Regions from separate parts of the Homo sapiens genome. Here region 1 is linked to region 2. Evidence: chromatin loops called from intact Hi-C (ENCODE). Cell type or tissue: heart right ventricle. All regions are shown on one strand. Links, peaks and the distances in the headings refer to the core of each region. The heading gives the core; the rest is flanking DNA. Region 1 has its middle 69 kb from the start of RMEL3. Region 2 holds the start of ACTBL2 (actin beta like 2).

Region 1 (12,009 bases), core at 2,635-10,634, 160 kb after region 2:
GAGGAATATTGCTTCCTGGGGTGCATGGACCAGATAGAGGAGATATGGCCCTGGATTGGGCAGTTGGGATACCTAGGGCACACTCCCAGTTGAGCCCTTTGCTGTATCCCAGAATTGGCCAGCAATGGGAGGGGCAGTCTATCCTAAGATGGAAACATGTTTTTGTCTTTTTGGTCTTTTGTTTTTCAAGATGGAGTCTTGCTCTGTCGCCCAGGTTAGAGCACAGTGGCGTGATCTCGGCTCACTGCAACATCTGCCTCCTGGGTTCAAGCAATTCTTCTGCCTCAATCTCCTGAGTAACTGAGATTACAGGTGCATGCCACCACTCCTGGCTAATCTTTGGATTTTTAGTAGAGATGGGGTTTCACCATGTTGGCCAGGCTGGTCTCGAACACCTGACCTCATGATCCACCCACCTTGGCCTCCCAAAGTGCTGGGATTATAGGCATAAGCCACTGTGCCCAGCTGGAAACATTTTTTAAGATGCCAAAACAATTAGCATGTAGAAATTTTAAATATATATACAATACATGTGATGCTTAATTTTATGTGTCAATGTGCCTGGGCCATGGAATGCCCAGATTGCTGGTTAAACTTTTTTTTTTTTTTTTAGATGAAGTCTCTCTCTGTTGCCCAGCCTGGAGTGCAGTGGTGTGATCTGGGCTCACTGCAACGTCCACCTCCCAGGTTTAAGCGATTCTTCTGCCTCAGCCCCTCAAGTAGCTGGGACTACAGGCACGCTCCACCACATCTGGCTAATTTTTGTATTTTTAGTAGAGACAGGGTTTTGCCAAGTTGGCCAAGCTGGTCTCAAACTCCTGACCTCAAACGATCCACCCGCCTGCCTCCGCCTCCCATAGTGTTGGAATTACAAGCAGGAGCCACCACACCCAGCCTGATTAAACATTATTTCTAACTGTGTCTATGACAGTGTTTCTGGAAGAGATGAGCATTTGAATTGGTGGAATGAGGAAAGCAGATGGCCCTCCCCAATGTGGGTGGGCATGGTGCTATCTGTAGAGGGACCAAATAGAAGAAAAAGGCAGAGGAAGGTCCCATTCACTCTCTGTCTGACTGCTTGAGCTGGAATATTGATCTTCTCTGCCCTTGCCACTCTTTGTTCTCAGGTCTTCAGACCCAGACTGGAATCTACACCACCAGCTCTTCAGCTCTCAAACATTAGGACTACACCAACAGCTTTCCTGGGTCTTCCGTTTGCAGTCCCATGGCAGATCGTGGGACTTCTCAGCCTCCATAATTATATGAGCCAAGACCATAAAATAAATTTCTTCCTAGATATAGATGTAGATATATGGGATATAGATACATATCCTATTGGTTCTGTTTCTCTGAAGAACCCTGATCAATGCAATACATTGGTGTTCTGGTAGAACAGAGCTCACCAGCATCAAGCTCCAAACATTTTTGGGGACAAGGACAGGAAATATCTTTATAGCTATAATATTGGATGCTGTCTTGTCAAGGAAGTGTCCTTATTGGAAATGGAGCCTCTGGAGCCCAGGGCTGGAATCAACCTGTTCTTTAATCAAGCTAATGCAGACCCACTGAGCCAGCTGACTGCTAAGTTACTGAAAGATCAAAAGAAATGAACCCCTAGGGCGATCACATTTTTCTTTCCTCAGAGGTGGAATGGTAATCTCCTGGAAAACAGGTCCTGAAGCTATTGAGTGCACTGGAGAAGCAACCAAACGAGAATGAACCATCCACCAGCTTTTCAATCTCAGAACACAGTCACTGCTTGGTTTGGGATTACTGGTATTTGGGGTTTGGCCTGAATCCCCAGGCTGATTGCAGAAACTTGGGAAACTTAATCCACATGAATGAAGGATTGAATCCATGCAAGGGGCTACGATCTGGGACTCCTGAAAAGGGTGACAGAGAAATCTACCTAGCACTTGAACTAGGCCTTTATTAGTACAGAGGATTCAAAGACCGAACTGGAGATGCAGAGCTGGGAATGGGAAGGAGGCAGGAGGATGGGAAGGAAGAACACCTTTCAGGCAGTGCACATGGTATGAAGATGAAGAGGCAAAAAGGAGTCCTGGTACTCGGTCATCAGAAAAGCCATTTCTTTCCTCCAACCCTTTTGTAGATTAAATATTTAATATGTGCAAACAGAATATTAAAACAAATGTCTGAGGTAAAATGAAACACCCCCCACTACCTCCACCATGTTAAATGAAGTGACACCTCTACAATGGCCAGCACCATGACTGCATGCAGCAATGCCCACTAGAGATCAGCTTCTGCCTCGCCCCTTCTCCTTCTTCCCTTCCCTGATTCTCCCCTGCCCCTGCCCTCACATCCACCTCTATCCACACCAAACCTCTTGTTAATCAGCCAGTACCATTCTTAGTGATGCAGAATCTCCTGTTATGGATTGAATGTTTGGGTTCCGCTAAAAGTCATATGTTGAAGCCCTAACCCCTAGTGTGATGGTATTTCACATGGAGCCTTTGGGAGGCCATTTGGTTGAGATGAGATCATGAGGATTAAATTCTCATGATGGGATTAATGTCCTTATAAGAAGAGAAAGAGATGGGAACTCACTCCCTCTCTGCCATGTGGGAACACAGCAAGAAGGTGGCTGTAGAAGGAGGCTATCTGCAAGCCAGGAAGAGAGCCCTTGCCAAAATCCAACCATGTTGGCACCCTGATCTCAGATTTCCACTCTTCAGAGCTGTGAGAAATACATGTCTATTATCTAAGCCACTGCATTCATGGCCTTTTGTTATGGCAGCTGAGCTGATTAAGACACCCTCAAACTTCCTGCAAGAACAAAACCCTTAACTCCAAAATGGAGGAAAATGTACCTTTGATAAAATTTTCCTGAGCCACAAAGATTAGCAATATGTGTCTCCTTTAATTAATTAAACCAGACTATCTAAAACTCACATATCCCAGAACACCAGGATCTCTGTAAATTTACGATCTGAGAGGTCGAGACCCTCACCCACACAGACTGCCTAGGCACAGGGTACCAATATTTCTCAAAATGCTGCTCCTTGACCACCTTTATCAGAAATTACTCAGAGTGCCTGCTATAAAAATCAGACATCTGTTACTGTATACCTGTATACTGTATACCTGTTACATTTAAAGTGATTGTCAGGATCCTAGAAGTCTGTATTTTACCAAGCTCCAAAAGGGCATTCTTATGAGCAGTAGTATATGAAAACCACTGACAGATATACTGGTCACTACCACCCCCACTGAAACCACCTTTGCAAAATTATGATAGTAAGAGAAATCTGACATAGCTGACTCCATCTTGCTTCTAATCTCTGGGCTGTCCTTATTCATTCCTGCGCATAGGCCAAGCTAACTTTGGAAGGAATTTAGTTTATGGTTTACCTTAAAGCAAGGATGACAATAGCTGTTCCCAAAACTATCCCCTTCTTTTTGGGAACAGAAACTGCCTGTGTAAAACTAAAGGAAGGCCACAAGATGGCCTGAACTCTGCTAAAAGTGGGCATAGTGAAACAATAACCAGCCATTGCAAGAAGTCACAATATTTGTAACTTCCCTAATTGCCCCTATAGATAACATCACTAGAGTATTACCTAAGATGGGTCTTTTGATTTTTTTTTTCAGACCTTTGCATTCTGGTGACCAGCTGACTCTACCTGGACTGGTGACTCATGACTCAACCGGTCCTGAGGCCTCCACCCAGAAGCTGACTCAGTGCAAGAGGACCATTTTCCACACCTCTATGATTTCATCCCCAACCAATCAGCATTTTCCATTCCCTCTCCCTCTTCCTGCCAAACTATCTTTGAAAAACCCTAGCCTCTGACCTTTTAGGGAAGCTGTTCTGAGTAATAGACTCCCATCCTTCTGGTTTGGCTAGGTCTGCATTTATTAAGCTCTTTCTCCACTGCAATAGCACTGTCTCAGTGAATAGGCTCTATCTGTACAGCAGGCAAGAAGAACTCATTGGGCAATTACACTATCCCTTCCTGAATATCCTGCTACAAACTGGGACTCAGATAGCCATAGAGAACTTTCTCTAAATCTTTGCACTGAAAACCTGGTCTGTGCAGTGCAGCACTGCATCACTAGGGACCTTGTTAGAAATGTAGAATTTCAGGCCCTAGCCCAGACCTCCTGCCTCACAGTGCATTTTTCCATTAGAGTTTGAAAGCAGTGCTCTTCTCCTGGGAACCTAGGCTGCCTCCAAGAGTCTAGTGAACACTTTCAGGCTCTGCCAAGATGTTCCTACTGTCAGGATTTCAAAATCGAGTTAAAACTGAGAGAAAAACCAAGGTGAGTGTAGAGTGATTCCCTTTGGTGCCTGCTTTCAAACGAGAAGCTAACAATGAACAGTTAGAAAGGAAAGTAATGTTTTCATGGTCAGGGTGACAAGCCTTGTCTTTAAACCTCTTAGATGCCCGTTTTACCCTCATGGTAGAGACTGCAAGTTGTCCCCTTCTAACCAAACTCCTCTGCTTTCTTCATAATAGAATCCCTTGTATTTCACTAGTGCTTAATGTCCAAAATAGAGACCACATTACTAGTCTTCCCTGAAAGTAGGATATCTATGTGTAAGTTTTAGCCAACACTATAAAAGCAAAGGTGCTTCTTGCAACTTCTAGGAAGTGTCCTTGTAAGAATAGAATATGGCTGGGCGTGGTGGCTCACACCTATAATCCCAGCACTTTAGGTGGCCAAAACAGGCAGATTGCTTGAGCTCAGGAGTTCAAGACCAGCCTAGGCAACATGTCGAAACCCATCGCTACTAAAAATACGAAAATTAGCCAGGCATGGTGGCACATGCCTGTAGTCCCAGCTACTCAGGAGGCTGAGGTGGGAGGTCACCTGAGCCCAGGAGAGGTCAAGACTGCAGTGAGTCGTGATTATGGCACGGCACTCCAGCCTGGGTAACAGAGCAAGGCCCTGTCTCAAAAAAAAAAAAAATGAAATATACCTTTCTTTCCTCCTTGCTAGAATGTAGACATGATGGCTGGAGCTCAAGCAACCACCTTGGACCATGAGGTAGAGAAGCCACAAGGTGAAAGAGTGGCTCCTGACAATGTCATGAACAGGATACTTTCCTCTGAACTTCTTCAATTTCTATTTTGTTTATGCCATTTTATTTGGGGTTTGCCTTCATTCTCAGCTAAACCAATCCCTAACTGATATGTATCCTTTTTATACCATAACACAATTCAGGCAACATCAGCTGCGTGATGCTTGTGTCCTCAAAAAGACTGAGCATCTTGACCAAAAGAAAGAGTTCCATCATTCCGGGAGATTTAGTATAATTCTAGGTGGCTGTGTCTCCCACAAAGTAGTAAATGAAAAGGCACGCAGGAAAGGGGTAAGGAGCAGATTTTAAAGATCTGGCCAGGCACGGTGTTCATGCCTGTAATCCCAGCACTTTGGGAGCCTGAGGCGGGTGGATCACCTGAGGTCAGGAGTTCAAGACCAGCCTGGGCAACATGGTGAAACACCATCTCTACTCAAAATACAAAAAATTAGCTGGGCATGGTGGTGCATGCCTGTAATCCCAGCTACTTGGGAGGCTGAGGCAGGAAAATCACTTGAACCTGGGAGGCGGAGGTTGCAGTGAGCCAAGATTGCACCATTGCACTCCAGCCTGGGCAACAAGAGCGAAACTCTGCCTCAAAAAAAAAGATCTACCCTATTCTTCTACATAGTACACAGGGCCATGTTTAGCCTTTCTGTTGCCATAGATACTCCAGAAAGAACTTCATTAACCCTCTTGAAGCTCTTACCAAGATTTATTTCTGCTTGCAGCTGGGAATTCTAACCTATTTCCTCTTATTGCAATTCAGACAAGTCTCTCTTCATCATCTTCAAGTGGAAAAAGAAGTATAGGAATTGTCTGCTACAAACAACATTTCAATATAAAATCCTCTGTTCATCCATTACGCAAACTCTTATTTCAGGCCATACTATGTGCAAGTCACTGTGGTAGGCTTGGGGTAGAGTGACATCTTTCTGAAAGCTGTTTTTGATTATTGTTTTTGCCTCTAAAAGCCGAAGCCCTGACTCCAGGCAACAGGCCAATTATTCCAAAGCCAGGGTTTGGACCTGAACCTTAAAAACATTACTCAGGGATTAGACCTTCTGTAAATCAGAAAAATGTGATTGTTGGGTTTAGGGTTTTGGGATACATAATTACATCTCTTCTGTTGCCCCTCAAACTCCTAAATGACTTCATGAAACTCTTATAAATTACCCTTCTTTAATAATGCAAGACAAATTCTCCAAATGGATCTATTCATATTCTCTCTCTCTCTCTCCCTCACCCCCCACCCCACTCTCTCTCCTCCCAAGATAAGGATACACAGTAAAGAACTTAGTGCATTTCCTGGCTCATTGTAGATCTTCAATAAATTGTACCCTAATCCGACTTCCTTCAGTTTTATGCTTTATATTCTGTATTCTCTCTTGCACCTTACCATTTAAGAAATATTTTTAAGAGTAGGAATTATTACTCTTTTGTTACTTTTTGTAATTTTTTGTTACTTTTTCTATTTGATTTCCTAATATTACTGCAAATTACCAATTATACACATTGATCTTCAGGAGGTTTGTCCAGAAAGCACCATAATTCAAAATACAAGGCAATCCTTATATGATGAACATTTATCATTGCTATACGTTCCTATGGTTACATTTGAATGTGGACGTGCCTCTTCTGAAACTGTTGCAAGAAATCACTTCAACTAAGTCAGACCATGAAGCCATGAATATCTACACCAGAAGCAACTGGAAGGCTGGCCAGCTTCCCTAGGGTTGTGGTTTGGGTTAAAAGGGAGAAATCCAACTGACACCCTGTTAATGGGGTGTGAAACTGGGATGCTTGTGCTAACCAGGAGTCAACCTCCTTCCCAGACGCAAGCAAATGGAGCTGCCTTTTACACAGCTTGCCTCACCAATTCCCTGGCAGCTAATGAAATATTTTTATTTAAAAGAGCTTTTACAGAGCCAATAGATGTGGTTGCTGTCAAGCATCCACAGGATAATAGGAAATAGCAGTAACTAAGTGGGGTACCCTGCGTTCAGCGAATCCAAAATTATTCCCCAGGGCCAGGCCCACCTCCTGCTTTCTGGGTGGACTGGCTTGGAGTAGATCAGCTCTTACACCTGAAACTTGACCCCCCTACTTTTCAGCCTGGGACAGCTAGGCACATAAGCTACTAACAAAAGAAGTCTCCATTAAAATCCTGAAGGTAGAATTTCAGTGCATGTCCCCATAACTAAAAGGAACAACTGGGGTGATTTTCTGAAGGCAACCCTTTGTATAAACAATTTAGACACACTTAACAGCACGTTCACTTATGAGAAATTCTCTTACTCGTTCCCTTTTTACAGTTCTGAAGTTACATGCATAAAAAGAAACAGAGCTTTTTCCATTCATCTGGTTTGATGTATTAATTTTTTCTTATTCATTCTCACAACATCCTGTTGGGCCTACGCTGCTAAGAAAGTCTCTTACATATTTGGGGTGTGTGGGGAGGGGGCAGGACACTGGAAAGGGAGGATGTAGAGAAGCTTGTGATGAATTTTAACAGGAAATGTCTTTAACAAATGAAACCTCTCTTCCCTTGCCTAGTTCTGAAATGCCTCTGGCTTGAAAATTCCCCATATGCTCGTTATTTATGTACACCACGCAAAGTCTAAACAAAGAGCTCCATTCTTGATCCCCCTACACAGCCTGGAGCAGCTAGGAAATTTTCCACCAGAGAGATATAGGGGGATCCGGAGCAGAACCACACCAAGGGTCACTGTACAAACCGTTACTGGCAAAAGCCAAATATAAGTCCGTAGGGACAATGTGGAGTAGATCCACCTCCCAGGGAAAAGTTTGTTTATTTCCAATAAGTCCAAACCTTCAAGTTGGTGCCTGTATTAGTTTGCGATGGCTGCTGTAACAAAGTACCACAAAGTGGTGGATTAAAACAGCAGGCATTCCTCGTTTCACAGTTCTGGAGTTCTGGAGGTTAGAAGGCGGTGAGGAAGAATTTGTTCTCTCTCCTAGCTTCTGGTGGTGTGTTGGCAGTCCTTGGTATCTCTTAACTTGTAGAAGCATCGCCCTGATCTCTGCCTTCATCTGCACGTGGCATTCTCCCTGTGTGTATGTGTCTGCATTCAAATTTCGCCCCCATGCCCGCCTTTTTTTTTTTTTGAGACAGAGTCTTGCTCTGTGACCCAGGTTGGAGTGCAGTGGTGCAATCTCAGCTCACTGCAAGCTCCACCTCCCAGGTTCACGCAATTCTCCTGCCTCAGCCTCCAGAGTAGCTCGGATTACACGCGCCCGCCACCACGCCCAGCTAAATTTTTTTGTATTTTTCAGTAGAGACAGGGTTTCACTTTGTTAGCCAGGATGGTCTCGATCTTCTGACCTCATGAGCCGCCCACCTCGGCCTCCCAAAGTGCTGGGATTACAGTCATGAGCTACCACGCCTGGTCCAAATTCCCCCTTTTTTTAAGGATACCAGTCACGGCAGATGAGGGCTTGCCTTAAAGACTTCATGTTAACTAATAACATCTGCAAAAATCCTATTTCCAAATAAGGTTACCTTCACTGCTGCTAAGGGTTAGGGCTTCAACACATAAATTGTAGGGGACACAACTCAACCTATAAGTGTCCAACATAAAACATCCTGACAACAAAGCTGACAACCCTCCCAGGGCAGCCAGTGGGAGGGTCACAGATTGCCCTTTCCAAAAAAAAAAATGGCCAGGCACAGTGGCTCACACCTGTAATCCCAGCACTTTGGGAGGCCGAGGCAGGTGGATCACCTGAGGTCAGGAGTTCAAAACCAGCCTGTCCAACATGGTGAAACCCCGTCTCTACTAAAAATACAAAAATTAGCCAGGCGTGGTGATGCATGCCTGTAGTTGCAGCTGCTCGGGAGGCTGAGGCAGGAGAATTGCTTGCAACCAGGAGGCAGAGGTTGCAATGAGCTGAGATGGCGCCACTTCACTCCAGCCTGCTGGGCAACAGAGCTAGACTCCGTCTCAAAAAATTAAAGAAAAAAAAAAAAGGTGGCCACCCTGGGCTTCAAAGGGCAGGTTTCTGAGCTGCAGAAATTCTCAAGGAAGAGCTAACCCCTGAAAGATTCTCTTTGAGAATGAGGAATGAGACCATTCAAGACAGAGTGGCCCTGCCTGAGCCCTCTGGTTCTTCGTTTTCCTGCTTTTCTTTCAGCAAACAGCTGGGCAAAAATCTCGCTAAATCTGATGACAGCAGCGGGACTGCTCTGCCTTTGCTTCCCCTACTCAGAACCGACCTTTTCTGTTGCTTCCCCTTAGACATTAATGGAAGGAGAGAAGTAAGAGATGGAGCATTCATCGCCAGCCTTCAACCACCAGTCTTAATTCAACTTTGCTCCCCCTTGAAATATTTCCTTCCTGTTTCCCTTCTCCCTCTCTCTCTTCCACCCAAAAACCAAGAATACCATCCATGGGAAATTTTAAGGAAAATGGTAAAGTGAAAAAGTGAAACTTCTTTTTTATGGCTGCACAGTCCTTTGTAGGGACATGGACAAAGCTGGAAACCATCATTCTCAGCAAACTATCGCAAGGACAAAAAAACAAACACCGCAGGTTCTCACTCATAGGTGAGAATTGAACAATGAGAACACTTGGACACAAGAAGGGGAACATCACACACCGGGGCCTGTTGTGGGATGGGGGGAGCGGGGAGGGATAGCATTAGGAGATATACCTAATGTTAAATGACGAGTTAATGGGTGCAGCACACCAACATGGCACATGTATACATATGTAACTAACTTGCACATTGTGCACATGTTCCCTAAAACTTAAAGTATAATAAATAAATAAATAAAAGAAAAAGTGAAACTTCTGCAGTCAGCAACGTGTTTGACATCCACGAGTCCTCTCTCTCTCTTGGATTCCAAAGCCCATGAGCCCCTGCCTGTGGTGGCCAGTACTGGCATTCTTTAATTCTGGTTTTGATTGAACTTTCTCGGGCCTCAAGAGAGTAGGCAAGAATTGCTGTGTATAATTGTTTTCCAATCATTTGTCTGTGTGTTGGTTGTGTATTATTTGCTCCCTTCAAAGTATCTGTGCCATCCCTCTGCTACACAGTGGAAAAGGAGGTTCCAGGGAGAGCAGGTGGATGAGCCACTGCCAGAGCTGAGACAGGTGCTGGACTTTTCCTTCTGCGGCCATGCCCAATTCAGCTTTCATCATTGAATCGGGCTGTTGGTTTGGTCTCTCCCATCATTACTGCCCCTAAGGACAGTCCTGGCCTGCAGCTTATACCTGTTTCCGATTCTGCCCCTCCTGTGCCATTTTAACCACACCCTTAGTCCAGACTGTCACCTCCTGACTGAATTGCTATTATCACCTCCACGTCAGAGGGATTGCTGGTTTATTCTGTGGTGTCCCAGCCCCCTGCTCTGGTAAAACTTCTATTTTACCCAACTTACAGTTAGCACCTACCCAACGAATAAGAAGGTAGATGATTGGTCAGTGCCAAGTTTATGAAAACCATCTGACACTTTTTCCAGGCCGTCGTATACCTTCAGCATGTGCAGGCCCTGGGAGGGTGGAATCCTTTGCAATAGCAGTTAAAAATCAGCCCTGGAGACATTGAGGGCTGTTTGGTAAATGCATGTTCGTTTTTAGGATACCTGTTCCCTGTTATGATTTAGCTCCAGACTCCAAAGTCTGTTTAGTTGCAGTCTAATGTGTAAATTTAGAGATTCCAGCTTAAGATGGCAGGCATTATTTTTATTTATTTACCAAATATAGTATTCACCATTCACCTAAACTGTTCTATGTGCTTTACAAATATTAAATCACTTAAGTCAGCACAACTGTATGAGGTGGGTACAAGCATTATCATTCTTATTTTAAAGGTGAAGAACAGGACACACAAAAAGGTTTAGTAACTTGCTGGGATTCAAACTTTGCTAGTCTAATCTAGAGTCTGAACTGTTAACCACTGCATTGAGGACGAACTATAACTCTACTATGTCAATGGAGCAAAAAACGAGAGGAAATTAAGTTGCAGCTGAAAGGGGAACCACCTGGATGAAAACTCACTTGTTTCCCTTTGAGGCATTTACTGCACTTAAACACAACCTTTCTCTAGCTCAACTGGGCTGGCCAGAGATTAGACAAAACAGTAAATTTTGGCACTGAGGGATAGTTATAGTTATCAAAAAGGGATGCATCCGCTCGATTAGTGGTACTCGAGATAGTACCGGATCTCTGAGTGCTGCTGGGCTAGACTATATTTCCTCTTACTACTAAGAACCTTCATTCTTTCCCTGGTCTTCTGTAGATGGGAATTCTAATATGACAAACTCACACAAAAAAAAAGCTTGTACAATTTTTATTAAAGAGTATTATTTTAACTATGGGAAGAAAAATAATATCCAAATCTTCCACATTTTATTGTTTAATTTGTAATTATTTTATTGTATATATTTATGGAGTACAATGTTTTCCAATCATTTGTTTGTGTGTTGGTTCTGTATTATTTGTTCCCTTCAAAGTGTCTGTGCCATCCTTCTGCTATACGGTGGAAAAGGAGGCAATGTGATGTTTTGATCTATGCATATGTTATAGAAAGATACAATCAAACTAGTTAACGTATGCATTGCCTCACTAATTTATCATTTTTTTGTGATGAGAACATTAAAACTCTATTTTAGCAATGTTGAAATATGCAATACATTATTGGCCAGCCGTGGTGGCTCACGTCTGTAATCCCAGCACTTTGGGAGGCCAAGGTGGTAGGATCACTTGAGTCCAGGAGTTCAAGACCAGCCTGGACAACATAGTGTGACCCCGACTTTACAAAAAAAAAAAAAGATTAAAGAATAAAACGAAATAAATACAATGGGCTGACTCTGTACACGTGAGCTGCAGCATGGCAGCCCACCACTCCAGCCCACTCAAGATGCAGAATAAAGCTCATAAAAGTGGGCAGCATCGGGGTCGGGGATCTGCACAGCAGGATGGCAAGGGCCATCT
Region 2 (12,009 bases), core at 1,807-9,806:
CCTGCATGAAAAAACCTTGGTCTCCACAACCCCTTATCTGAACCCAGACATTCCTAAGTGTTTGACCATAACTTAGCTCTTTCAGCCAATTGCCAACCAGAAAATCTTTGAATCTACCCATGACCTGAAAGGCCCCGCTTCCAGTTGTCCTGCCTTTCTGAACTGAGCCAATGTACATCTTACATTTATTTGATTGATGTCTCATGTCTCCTTAATATGTATAAAGCTAAGCTGTACCCTGACCACTTTGGGAACATGTTCTCAGGATCTCCTGAGGGCTGTGTCACAGGCCTTCGGTCACTCATATTTGGCTAAGAGTAAATCTCTTCAAATATTTTACACAGTCTGACTCTTTCCATCAACAAGACTAAGTGTTACATTTCGGCATTTTTCATATGATTAAAGAAATGTAGCCACATAGTATTTTATATTCTGTTCTTGTAGATACCAATACCAATCCATCCCCAAAAGAAAAAGGACCATAGAACACCGGCTTCCCACTTGTCCTTTTCTCCACATGAAATGCATGCTCCACCCTCAAATGCATGCTTACTGCACATGAATTCACTTGCCTCCATTAGTGGTCCTTCTTGGATAGGAGCCATGCTACAGGAACATGGAGGCCAAGGGGAAATGGAGAATCCGCACCTCTTCTAAGGGGAGTAGCTGCTATTCAGCTTAGTTTGGGAATAAGGTCTCAGTGTTGCTTGATCTTTCTATTTTTTTTTAATAAGAGAAGTGGGAATTCAAAAATATACTTATTTTACAAATATTAAAAACTAAAAATTTGAAAATGTTTGTAGGACGTTGTGTGGGCCAACATAGTCATGCTGAGGATCCCAGTCTGTGTACTCTGCACTAAGCTGTGATCTGGACTGAATAAGCAATCCAGAAAGAATGGCTTTCTTTCTCATCCAGGCATCATCAACTGAGCATATCTTTTTCTCCATCTTAAGGGGAAGATATCCTGATATTAGTATTAATAACATGGAAGAACCTGCTGTGGTTCTCTAGAAGTTTATTTGGTTTTTTTCTTTGGACTTCAAGATTCCACCTGGTTTCTGCTCTGAGATGGCATTTAGATACCTTAAGACCAAATATTATACTAGTATTGTCTTTTCTGCAGTTTCTTCAGTGCTATTTTTCCTGGACTTGGTGACATGGCAACTAAAGGAAGGGAAACCATCATTAAGCAGGTTTTAAGTCCTAATAGTCTGTTGTCCTTGCTTTCATCTAGGATTCCTATTTCTTTTATAAATTCTGTTCCCCTCCTCCCCTGAACTGCACCTCACAGGGCCTTCCTACCCCTTCATTTTTGCTCTGAAAAGAGATAAAGTGCTTCCTTGATGTCAGCAAAAGTAGAATAAAAATATCCTCAGGAAGCCTTACTAATTCGAGATACCTGAAATAATTTCTTACCTGTGTCTCCTAAGATCCCCAAAAACCCTGTTTCCCTTGGCAAAAAAAGAAAAAAGAAAAAAGAAAAAAAAACTTACACTGAGTCATATCCTACCGATCAAAAAGTTTGCTCCTGGAAGTGAATTAGGCAGCTTCCAAAAGTGAAGTAGCCTTTTCATCTGCATCATCCACCTTCAGTGGACTTTTCCCAGGGCAGCACATGTCCATAGCAGCAGACGCTCTGTAGGAGAGGAGACACTGGGTGTGTTCTGCTGCTTGACAAGCCATAATCCCATCTCGCCAGTTATAAGCAGGCATGGGCTTCTAGATGGTCTTCACGAAAATGTGCAGGAAATCCGGCATGATACCTAAGCTGTCACAAAGTCAGACACAAAGCTGTCACCGGAATGAAGAATAAACACTGACCATTACTTAGTAACTGCAAAGCATTTTTTGTTCTTTGTGCTTTTATGACAGTCTGGATTGATTTAAATTAGCCTTTCAGGACCTGTGTTCTCTGGCCCTGGTCTGTATCAGGTCACAGCTGCATTGAGTCATTTCCTCTCCAACTCTCTGTGAGATCTTCCCTTCAAAGCCTTGCAGGCCCTGGGTCACTCATGCAATGTGAATTATCTCGGCTCCCAAATGAATTTTTCTCGACTCCAAGACATACTCTTTACGGTGGTCTGATCATCAGGGCCTTTCTTTTGACCTGATTTCCTGTTCTCTACTTTTGCTTCCTTCACCTCTATAATCTGGTGGTTCCTGTCCATCTGGATTGGCTTCCCCTCTTGGCCTGCTTTAGAGACATCAGATTTGCTCAATTACTCCAGGCTCACCCCACTTCCTAAAGCAGAGCCCCCTTCTCCACTTTCTACTATTCACACCTTGGCATGTCATGGTCAAATCCAGGGGTTTGAAGACAATGCCATTTGGGGTCTGAAAGCTGACACCTGGCAGGCCGCAATTCTCTCTTGGCTGATATCCAAAGGATGCATCTGTCTTCTTGATCTAGTTTTTGCTTTTTAATAGTCCCCTTGCCTATCCTACTATCCTCTCCTGAAATCACTCTCATATTATTTTCTTATTTTAGATAATAGAAGATTTGCCTCTTTACTTGTAAATGTCTTTCTTTCTCAGTTCAGGCATTAACTCGTCATTTTGTTTTCTCCATTTTGAGAGTAAGATATCCTGATATTAATATTAATAACATGGAAGGACCTGCTACGGTTCTCTAGATTTTTATTTGATTTTCTTCTCTTGATTCCAATATTCAGCCTGATTTTCACTCTGAGATGGCATTTGGATAACTTCAGATGTTGTTTCCCAACAGGGAATACAAAGACTTCACAGGGACGGTCCTTGTTGGCTGCCGCTCTTACTAGGAGCCAGCCAGGTACCCTGTGCCCTTTCTTTTAGCTCATCGTTGGGCAGAGATTGGGCTCAGGGCTTGGTCTTGGGTTCTAAATCCCGACACTACCGTGGTGGCTCTATATAGCCTTGGTCAGTTTCCTCTTCAAGCTTCAGTTTATTCCTTCTAAAATGGGGATGATAATCCTAGGTACCTCATAGGGTTGTCATGAAGACTAAAGAAATGATATGTGTAAGGGATTTAGCGTAGAGACTGGCACATACTACATGATCCGTAATCACTATTTTTATTGTTATCCCCTTCACCTTTCAGGATCAGAACACAACATGATGCTTATCTGTGTTGGATGATATATGGTTCCCATCAGTAACGGCTGAACTGTGAATATTGATGCTTCCGATTTTACAACTGTTTCTTCTCCCCTTTCCTTAGAATCAAGGCATTTCCAAAGGTTCATCCACCACACACAGGAATCTGTTCTTCCTCTTAACAACTTTGTTTACAGGTCAATTGAAATAGCCAAAAGCTGATCTATGGCATATTTTAAAAGTTAGTTAGGAAGAAGTGCCATAAAATCTACGTTAGGCCCTTTATCCATCGGGGGGAGCGCTATTGCCCTGTGGAGTGAAAGCTGGTTTTGTTCACAGACAGTGGGCTCACACCAGATAGGGGCTGGGAGCTGTGGTCAACTGCACCAATGAAAAGATTCTTATGCTAATATTTTCCTTCCAAATGCATCCTGGAACTGGTCAAGACGTACCTCACCAAAGCCACTTTTTCCTCCTTTCTGCCCATGCCTGCCTCAGGAAATAGGTGAGTCAGGTTTTACTTGAGGAAGTGTTTGTTGTATTTCTGATTTTTCATGCCATTTTTTACATAGTTCTATATATTCAAACAAACAGAAAATCACAATAAGCTCTATCAGTAATTATTATTGGTGGATTTACTATTTGTAAGAAATATTAAAGCCATATGTTGAGACTTCTCCAGAGAGAAGTAACGGTAATTATCTTTACCATTTTATCTCTCTTTTCCAGAGAGATAAACATGGTATCTTACAAACTGCAAATAATCTCCAGAGAGATTATTTGGTATCGTAAGATACCATGTTTAAGCCATTTCATCAATATGAAATATAAACCTTAGGCAGTATTTAACCACAAAATAAATAAGCTTTTTAACTTTTAAGAAGTGGTCAGCTATATCTAGCTATGAATGAACAGATGAGTATATAATGAAAACAAATCACACTGCTTACAACATTCATGTATCTATTTCTGAAACACATTACAAATCTCCACTAAGAGCAGAGTACAGTTGAAAGAGATTCTCAGAGCATCACCACACTAGAGAGGTAGACGTGTGCAAAATCAGCCAAGGATAGAAGGAAAGAGGGTGTGGTACACAAGGAAGGAACCAAGTGAAGACAGAGAGGCAGGCAGCTGACCTCCATGTACTAAATTGCATCCCTAGGGGGGAGGCTGAACGAGGCCTCATTAAAATGCATAATCTCAGCAGTTCAGTTAAACAGATGAGAGCCTAGACAGGAGATGATCACTAAGACAGGGCCTCCATGACCCATGGGTAAGAGCCTCTTCTTAGATCTCATGTACTACGGAGAGAAAGCAACACCCAATTCTGGAGTTCCTCTTCCTTCCACATGCCTGTGAAGATTCAGACTCTTGTTGTAAGCCTCTAAACTCTTGCTGATTCTGTGTAGAGACCTAGTTCCAAATACATAGTTGATTCTCTGATTTCATCCAAGTTGTTGGTGCTGCTGTAATACTGCCTCCGTTGGCTGCTGGCAGCCTCCTAGTTCCAAACACATAATTGATTCTCTGGTTTCATCCAAGCTGTGATGCTCATGCCTGCAATATTACCTCCACTGGCCAGTGACAGCCTCCTGCCCATCCTCTGAGACTCAGCCCAGGGGTCATCTCCTTTGGCCTCTCCTTCTCTTTGCCCTGACCTCAGGTTCAGGGGCCCCTCATTCCACCTCTATGTCTCCCTGAGCTCCTTCTCTCATCTCCCGTGTTGTATACCTGTTATCTGTGTATTTGGGAGTGACATTCAAGATCTTTAACAACTGGAACAGCGCTGGCAGAGCCCTATCAGAACATAAGCCGGCTGTATCATACCAGTGCCAAACGGCCACCTGTCGGCCTGGGGTAAGGTGACTTTCACCCACAAGACAGTGAACTCTTTAAAAATAGGGCTGTGTTTTATTCATTGATATATCACCAGTGCCCAGAACATAGGAGATGTTTAATAAATGTTTGCGGATTGCTTGAAAAGTCTAAGGTTGACAAAGACAAGGCAAGGAGACACGGTAGCTTCCACCAGTTGTCTTCATATTTAATGCCCATACTTAAACCTCACTCTAGTTTCGTGTATCTGCATGATAGTCAAACTAGGCAAAATGTAAAAGAAAAAGAATATTCTGGGCTTCCATGAGTGAACCTTGAAGGGCCCTAAAGGTTTAGGTAATTAATTAAACATTTGTAAATTCTGGTCAGTTACAAAGTCTGTTACCTCCAAGAACAGTACTCCCTACTCACAGCTTCCAGAGCCCAGTATTTGTAAACCCATCTTTCTATGTTTTACTCAACACAAATTCTTACTACTTTTTAAAAATTTAACCAACTCAACAGATGACATTTTTAATGGCTGTTGAATTGTGATAAGCACCTCTTGCATTATTGAGAGTTAATTAGAAGAGCATAAGCTTATTTTAAGAATACATAACTGATGAAATTTGCTCCTGGGACACCGGAATTAAAGCAGGCTAGACAGTCTCTAGCAAAATCACACATCAGCCACACTCTCAAGGCATCAGTTATGCTGTGTGGACTCAGTACCAAATATCCCTTAGTTGAAGGTGATTCTAAGGACAGCACTCTAGTAAGTGTAGGATCTAAGGCTGCACTTGGTACTATGTGGGCTCCTCCACTAACATTTCCACCAACTTGGCTTTGTTTTATATTCCAGACCGGAGCATTCATAAATGGGGACTTGTGCTAAATACAATGTGTATTTCATTTTTTCCATTTTGTAAAATGTGCATGTAGTTTGTTATGGGATTTTAAAAAATTCCCAGAAGCACCATCCTATAGCAATAAAATGTTGTTTTAATCAAAAGCTTGGTTGTACTACATAACAAGGAAGTTCATAAAACCATTCAGTGTGAAGGTTTTTAACACTGTTGAAGAAGGAATTTTGCAGTTACAGAAAAGATTAAAGGAAAGGACTGTTTTGGTGAGCCCTAAAGCAAAACCATGGATCTTGTGATGAAACATACATTCTGCCATGACTGATTGTCACCAGAAAGGTTTTGAAGGCATATTACAGCACTGGATAAAATAAATCTATATCAAGCTATAGACAAAGAAGAGGGCTGGATGCTCACAGCTTGATGCTACACCATGACTCTCCAAGAGGCTCACTGGGCAAAGACTCAGGTTAGTTCTCCTGGCCTTGAGCTGGAGGGTGTTTTTTGTCCAGTAAATAGGGGCTGTGCTACCTCTTACAAAGCAAGCTTTATTGGGTAAATGAATGAATGATGAACCCAAATAAAGATTATTTTGGAGAACTCAGATGTAGACATGGAAAATTTCTTTGCTTTACAAGAGCTCACAAAGATAATTATATTCTATTCGCCTAACACATAGGGGAGCAGAAGTAATGAGCTTTCTTAAATGCTATTTCTCTGTAACACATTGCTGATGTCCTACATTTTACCATCATACACATCTTTTCAGGTAGTCTGTATTTCTATATGAAACATGGAACCCAAACAAATTGTTGCTATGAAGTGATCAGGGTGTAATATATCTTGAAATGGAAGGAAAGCTAGTATAATTCTAATTGTATAGATTTTAATAACTACATAGAGGTTTAATGTTATAATATAGTATATGTATCTTGAAGATCAAAATGTTTTAAGGATTAGTTTAAATATATAATTTTTCAAATTTGTCTTATCACTTCATTTTGTCCATTGTTGCAGAACTCAAGAGTTGTTGCAAATAAATAAATTTTTATAACCTGCATCTTAATAAATCATGCAAAATAGTTGACATTCAGTCATTATACAATTAACATGGACCCAATGAACCTGGTTCTATGAACAATGTCTAGACACAGTAAATGTTTAATGAAATTTGGTTGTTAGAAATTTATATCAGAAAAAAGTATCTATATGGGTTAACTTTAGCAATCATTCTATTCCTTTCGCTTGATCTCTGATGGATTAGAAGTCTATTAAATATCTCTACATTTTGCTTGACACAAGTGCATTGTAATTACAGCCATCAGGCCATCCTTAGCCATTTATTATTTTCATTTACTAAAACAGTCTCTACGATGATGACACCCTGTGGGATTAGGAATCTAATGGAAACAAAAATCTTGAAAAAGTGAAGATTGCAGGGTAAGACCCCTCATCAGAACAGTATCTTAAGAATGAAAAGGTAAGCTAGTGTAGGAAAAGTGAATCCTCAGGGACGCTAAGGAGGGAGCCTTCCTCCCAGCAGTGTTGCCATACCTAGCACCAGCTTTCTTTCATCTTGCTTTTATATCCCCCACTGCATCATCATAGTTATCTAGAGACCTCACCAGGCAGGCTGACGGTCATGTGTGGGTTGCCTAATTACAGGAACCTGAGATTTGACCACTTGGCAGCCAATTTTCTCTTTATGTAGAAAGATCTAATTGTTTATGTAATCATCACCATCATTAATACCTCAGAGATGACCTCATCCAGAAATGCTGGGAACTGGTGGAGTAGGACATGGGCGGAGTCAGTGTGTTCCTTTAAATACCTGTGGTCCCGGTGCAGCCTCCCGTGTCTGAAAGCATTTCTGGAGTGTTTTAGGCCTGTTCACTTTCTCTTACTCACTGTCTATTCACTTGTCCTGTTCACTCGTCTGGAAGATCTCAGCCAGCACCATGACTGACAATGAGCTGTCTGCCTTGGTAGTGGATAATGGGTCAGGGATGTGCAAGGCAGGCTTTGGTGGTGACGATGCCCCCCGGGCTGTGTTCCCCTCCATGATAGGGCGTCCTCGACACCAGGGCGTTATGGTAGGCATGGGCCAGAAGGACTGCTACGTGGGAGATGAGGCTCAGAGCAAGAGAGGCGTCCTGACCCTGAAGTATCCTATCGAGCATGGAGTGGTCACCAACTGGGACGATATGGAAAAGATCTGGTACCACACATTCTACAATGAGCTCCGTGTGGCACCAGATGAGCATCCCATCCTCCTCACCGAGGCACCCCTGAACCCCAAGATCAACCGGGAAAAGATGACTCAGATCATGTTCGAGGCTTTCAACACACCAGCCATGTATGTCGCCATCCAGGCTGTGCTGTCCCTCTATGCCTCAGGACGGACCACAGGCATCGTGATGGATTCTGGGGATGGGGTCACTCACATCGTGCCCATCTATGAAGGTTATGCCCTGCCTCATGCCATTCTACGCCTGGATCTGGCAGGGAGAGACCTGACTGATTACCTCATGAAGATCCTGACAGAGCGAGGCTATAACTTCACCACCACTGCTGAGCGGGAGATTGTGCGAGATGTCAAAGAGAAGCTGTGCTACGTAGCCCTGGACTTTGAGCAGGAGATGGTCAGGGCAGCCGCATCCTCCTCACCGGAACGGAGCTATGAACTTCCTGATGGGCAGGTGATCACCATTGGGAATGAACGCTTCCGATGCCCTGAAGCCATTTTCCAGCCTTCCTTTCTGGGCATTGAGTCCAGTGGGATCCATGAGACAACCTTCAACTCTATCATGAAGTGCGATGTGGATATTCGCAAGGATCTCTATGCCAACACCGTGTTATCTGGAGGGAGCACCATGTACCCAGGCATTGCTGACAGGATGCAGAAAGAAATCATAACCCTGGCACCCAGCACCATGAAAATCAAGATCATAGCTCCCCCAGAGCGGAAGTATTCTGTTTGGATTGGGGGCTCCATCCTTGCCAGCCTGTCCACATTCCAGCAGATGTGGATCAGTAAGCAGGAATATGATGAGGCTGGTCCTCCTATCGTTCACAGAAAATGTTTCTGAATGGGCTTCCATATTAGTGGGCTTACATTTTCCCTTTTCCTAGGTCACAGTGATGGTACTGCTTTTATCCGCTTTCAGTAGAATCGAGGTAAATACGTCACTCTTCCTAGTGTAAACCAGCAAACCCATCTCTCCATCCAAGTAACCTGGGCTCTTACCCAGATAACCACATCCGGTTCTCCATCAAGTGAAGGTGAATTCTAATACCATATTCCTTTTTCTTTGCCTATACTGTTCAAAGATAGGTAGGCCAGCTTAAATACATATAAGTGACAAGGAGTAAAATCACGAGAAATGTCATTTCAGAATGGATAACTATAATTATCAAGCTTTAAAACTTAGTTCTCGCTAAAATATTTAACAAGAACAGGCTGTATAAACTTGTTTAAAAAAAAAAGGTGCGTATGCATTTAGCAGCCGTGTCTTACTAGTTAAGTATCTTTGTTTTGTTTACTTCTTTGTATGGAGATAATGAATTATAAAGTTCAATAATATCCATATATACATAAGCACCAGGGAAATAAAATATATTGTGAAATATGCTGATGTATCTAGCTATCTGAACAGCTAATGTGAATTTCTTTACTCCCAAAAGTCATCGTTGTACTAGGTACATATTTTAATTGTTTCCCTTACTAAATAAGCATAATGAGACAGCCACCATTCCATTAATGTTTATAAATCATCTAAATTTTCAGCTCATAGTGGAGTTCTGCTGGTCAAATTATATTTTAATATCTTTCTTACTGAACCTTCTCATACCAAAACTACAGACAATGTCTAATTCTTAAGAGAGATAGATATTATAATATCAAATTAATGTCATTATGGTACAATTTGACAGAGGTAATTTTATTTCTATTTCTTAGTGTAATAGCACATCTTAAATAATTTCTGTAGACCAGGATTACAGATACTTCTCTTGTGCAAGGATTTCACTGTGGGAAAATATAGCTGCAGCATCTTTATTAATTATACATTTTACTACCAGTATACTAACACAGTTTTATCCTTGGAAAGCTTTTAGAATAATTCTACTTTATTATGTCCAGTAACTAGCAATACTTATTTATGCAAAGTGTCTCTGAGATACTAACATCTTTGAAAATATCAATGTATGTTCCTATAATGTCTAAAATATTTTAGTTACTCCAGTGATGATTTATTAACCAATTTTAAGTACCAGTATGTTTATTCCAATCTATGCAGTGATTTCTGAATATTTGGATATCAGCATTATTTGTATTTTTCAGGGTAATTTCTGAAAATTTAAAATATTTATTTGGATTGCTTATTCAGGCATTATAAGGTACTCTGGAGGAAGGAATCACTTCTCTTTTTTTCTTAGTTGGGAAACTTGTACTTATGTTATAAATCTTTAAAATGGAATCAGTAAGAATTTTTTGTTTAAGGTAATACTTTTCAAATAATTTGATTATTCCTTATTGGCTTTATCTGACAACATAATCTTTAAAATGCATGTAACCAAAATTAATCTCCAAAAACACTTTATTTTATATAACTTGCTTTCAGTACATTAAAATTGCTTCATACTTGTATACTTAGATTTCCTGTTATTTCTCCTCAACCATTCCCTTAGAATTAGAGAATGATCCAGATAGCATCTCTTTTTATATGTGTGACCTATTCATCTGTATGTTACAATTTTGCACCTCATACATTTAATCATGTAAACATTAAAAGGCAAATTTTAAAAAAAGGATAGCTAGCCATTTAACATTATATAGATGTCTCATAATCTAAATTTTAAAGCTGGGTTTTACTGGATGAACTGATCTTCAGGTAATTAATAGGCAGAGACAACATCAACAATAATAATCATAATATTTTGGATTTATATGCTGCAATGCATTCCATTTGCAGAGTGAGTAGTTCTCACAAACATTCTGACCTGCATTCTGAATTACCAAAAAAAAAAAAATATGACTTCCCACCCACAGACTATAAATGGGACAGGTAATGTGAACTTACAAGAGAGTGAGCTATAGAGCCCCACAACATTAGGTGAAAATATGAGCCCCATAATGCAAACTACGCATTATAAATCTTGAATTACTGTGGTAATTTAAGAGTTTATTATATATAAAATCTACAATTTCTAGATAACAAGTTGGTAAAATGCCAGAAACTTAAACCTAGAGTTGTGGGATATTCTTCTCTTTATCAACATTGACTGACTTATGGATGAGTTTAATGAAGAAACAGCCTGTTTCACAACTTTATATTTTAGAATCAAAGAATGACATCTACATAGGTAATACGATTAACATGCTATTCATGTATCATTAGCCTGGCTCATCAACCAAGTTATTTAGAGAACTTTATATAAATATAGGGTCCCTGGCCCTGGGCTCAGAGCAGTGGGTCTAGAATGAGCACTAAAAATCTGAATGCACAGCCAACTAGAGGAATTACAGCTCCACAGAATTCAAAATCCCAGCACATTACAGGCTCCATGGACAGGAAAGGTCTCCAGACACTTGCTTCATCCATCTTCCTCTGAGGATGAGACATCACTGAAGCAGCCTTCTCAGATTAATTTCATACCTCTGTAAATGATTTTCATTCTCCCTCTGTGATGCCTCCTGAGTAGCAATATAAGGCCAGGGCTGTATCACAATTCCCTGCACACTGTTATTTCCCAATCACAGGTAATATTTTTCTGAAAACATGACTGATCCAATGCCAGTTCCGACACTCTTCTACTCTTCTTTCCTAACATATAAATGTGCTTATTTTTCAATAGTGAGCTACAGTAGTCCTGGGATACAGGTTGAACTATACCCTATCTAGATATGCAATGCACAATTCTGTAATACAGAGGGCCTAAATATGAGTATTACATTATCCAGGCAATCAAAGGATAATCCTTTGGGTGACAAGGACTTTGCCATATTTGTTCACTCATTACACAATTATTAATTCAATGTCCTATGCCAGACTGTGCTTAAAGAACAAGTTGTACTAAACACAAAAACTTTTCTTAAGTGTCTCAGGCAGCATTATGATCACTAATTATTGGGGCTGGTATGGTGATTAATTCTTATTTTGAATACTTCCATTGGACTGTACCAGAAACTCATTTTAAAAATGTGAAACAAAAAAAGTTCACAATTTTAAAGGCTCATTTCAAAAGGATC

The links. Hi-C counts contacts between places; a loop is a spot of excess contacts. Peaks named below come from ENCODE experiments on the same cell type or tissue, not always from the same donor. Only the 100,000 strongest peaks of a DNase experiment are listed, where the experiment ranks them.
Region 1: a loop joins it to region 2, with 2.4 times the contacts of the local background. A loop is called at or near these places in 11 of 110 quality-filtered maps.

What each region holds. Positions count from the first base shown.
Region 1 is chr5:57,319,917-57,331,925 of GRCh38, reverse strand. It overlaps the pseudogene LOC100288510. Among named protein-coding and RNA genes, the nearest start is that of RMEL3, 69 kb to the left of the region's middle. RefSeq lists an enhancer at 3,196-4,395. In heart right ventricle, for the core only: no CTCF peak of the experiment used is centred there; a DNase peak (open chromatin) is centred at 6,806; H3K27me3 peaks cover 531 bases.
Region 2 is chr5:57,478,416-57,490,424 of GRCh38, reverse strand. It overlaps ACTBL2 (actin beta like 2), which reads left to right and starts at 7,614. Exons shown (of 1, transcript NM_001017992.4): 1 at 7,614-10,407. The coding sequence starts at 7,718. The coding sequence ends at 8,848. All of the region lies in intron 1 of RMEL3 (enriched in melanoma 3), which reads right to left. In heart right ventricle, for the core only: no CTCF peak of the experiment used is centred there; no DNase peak of the experiment used is centred there.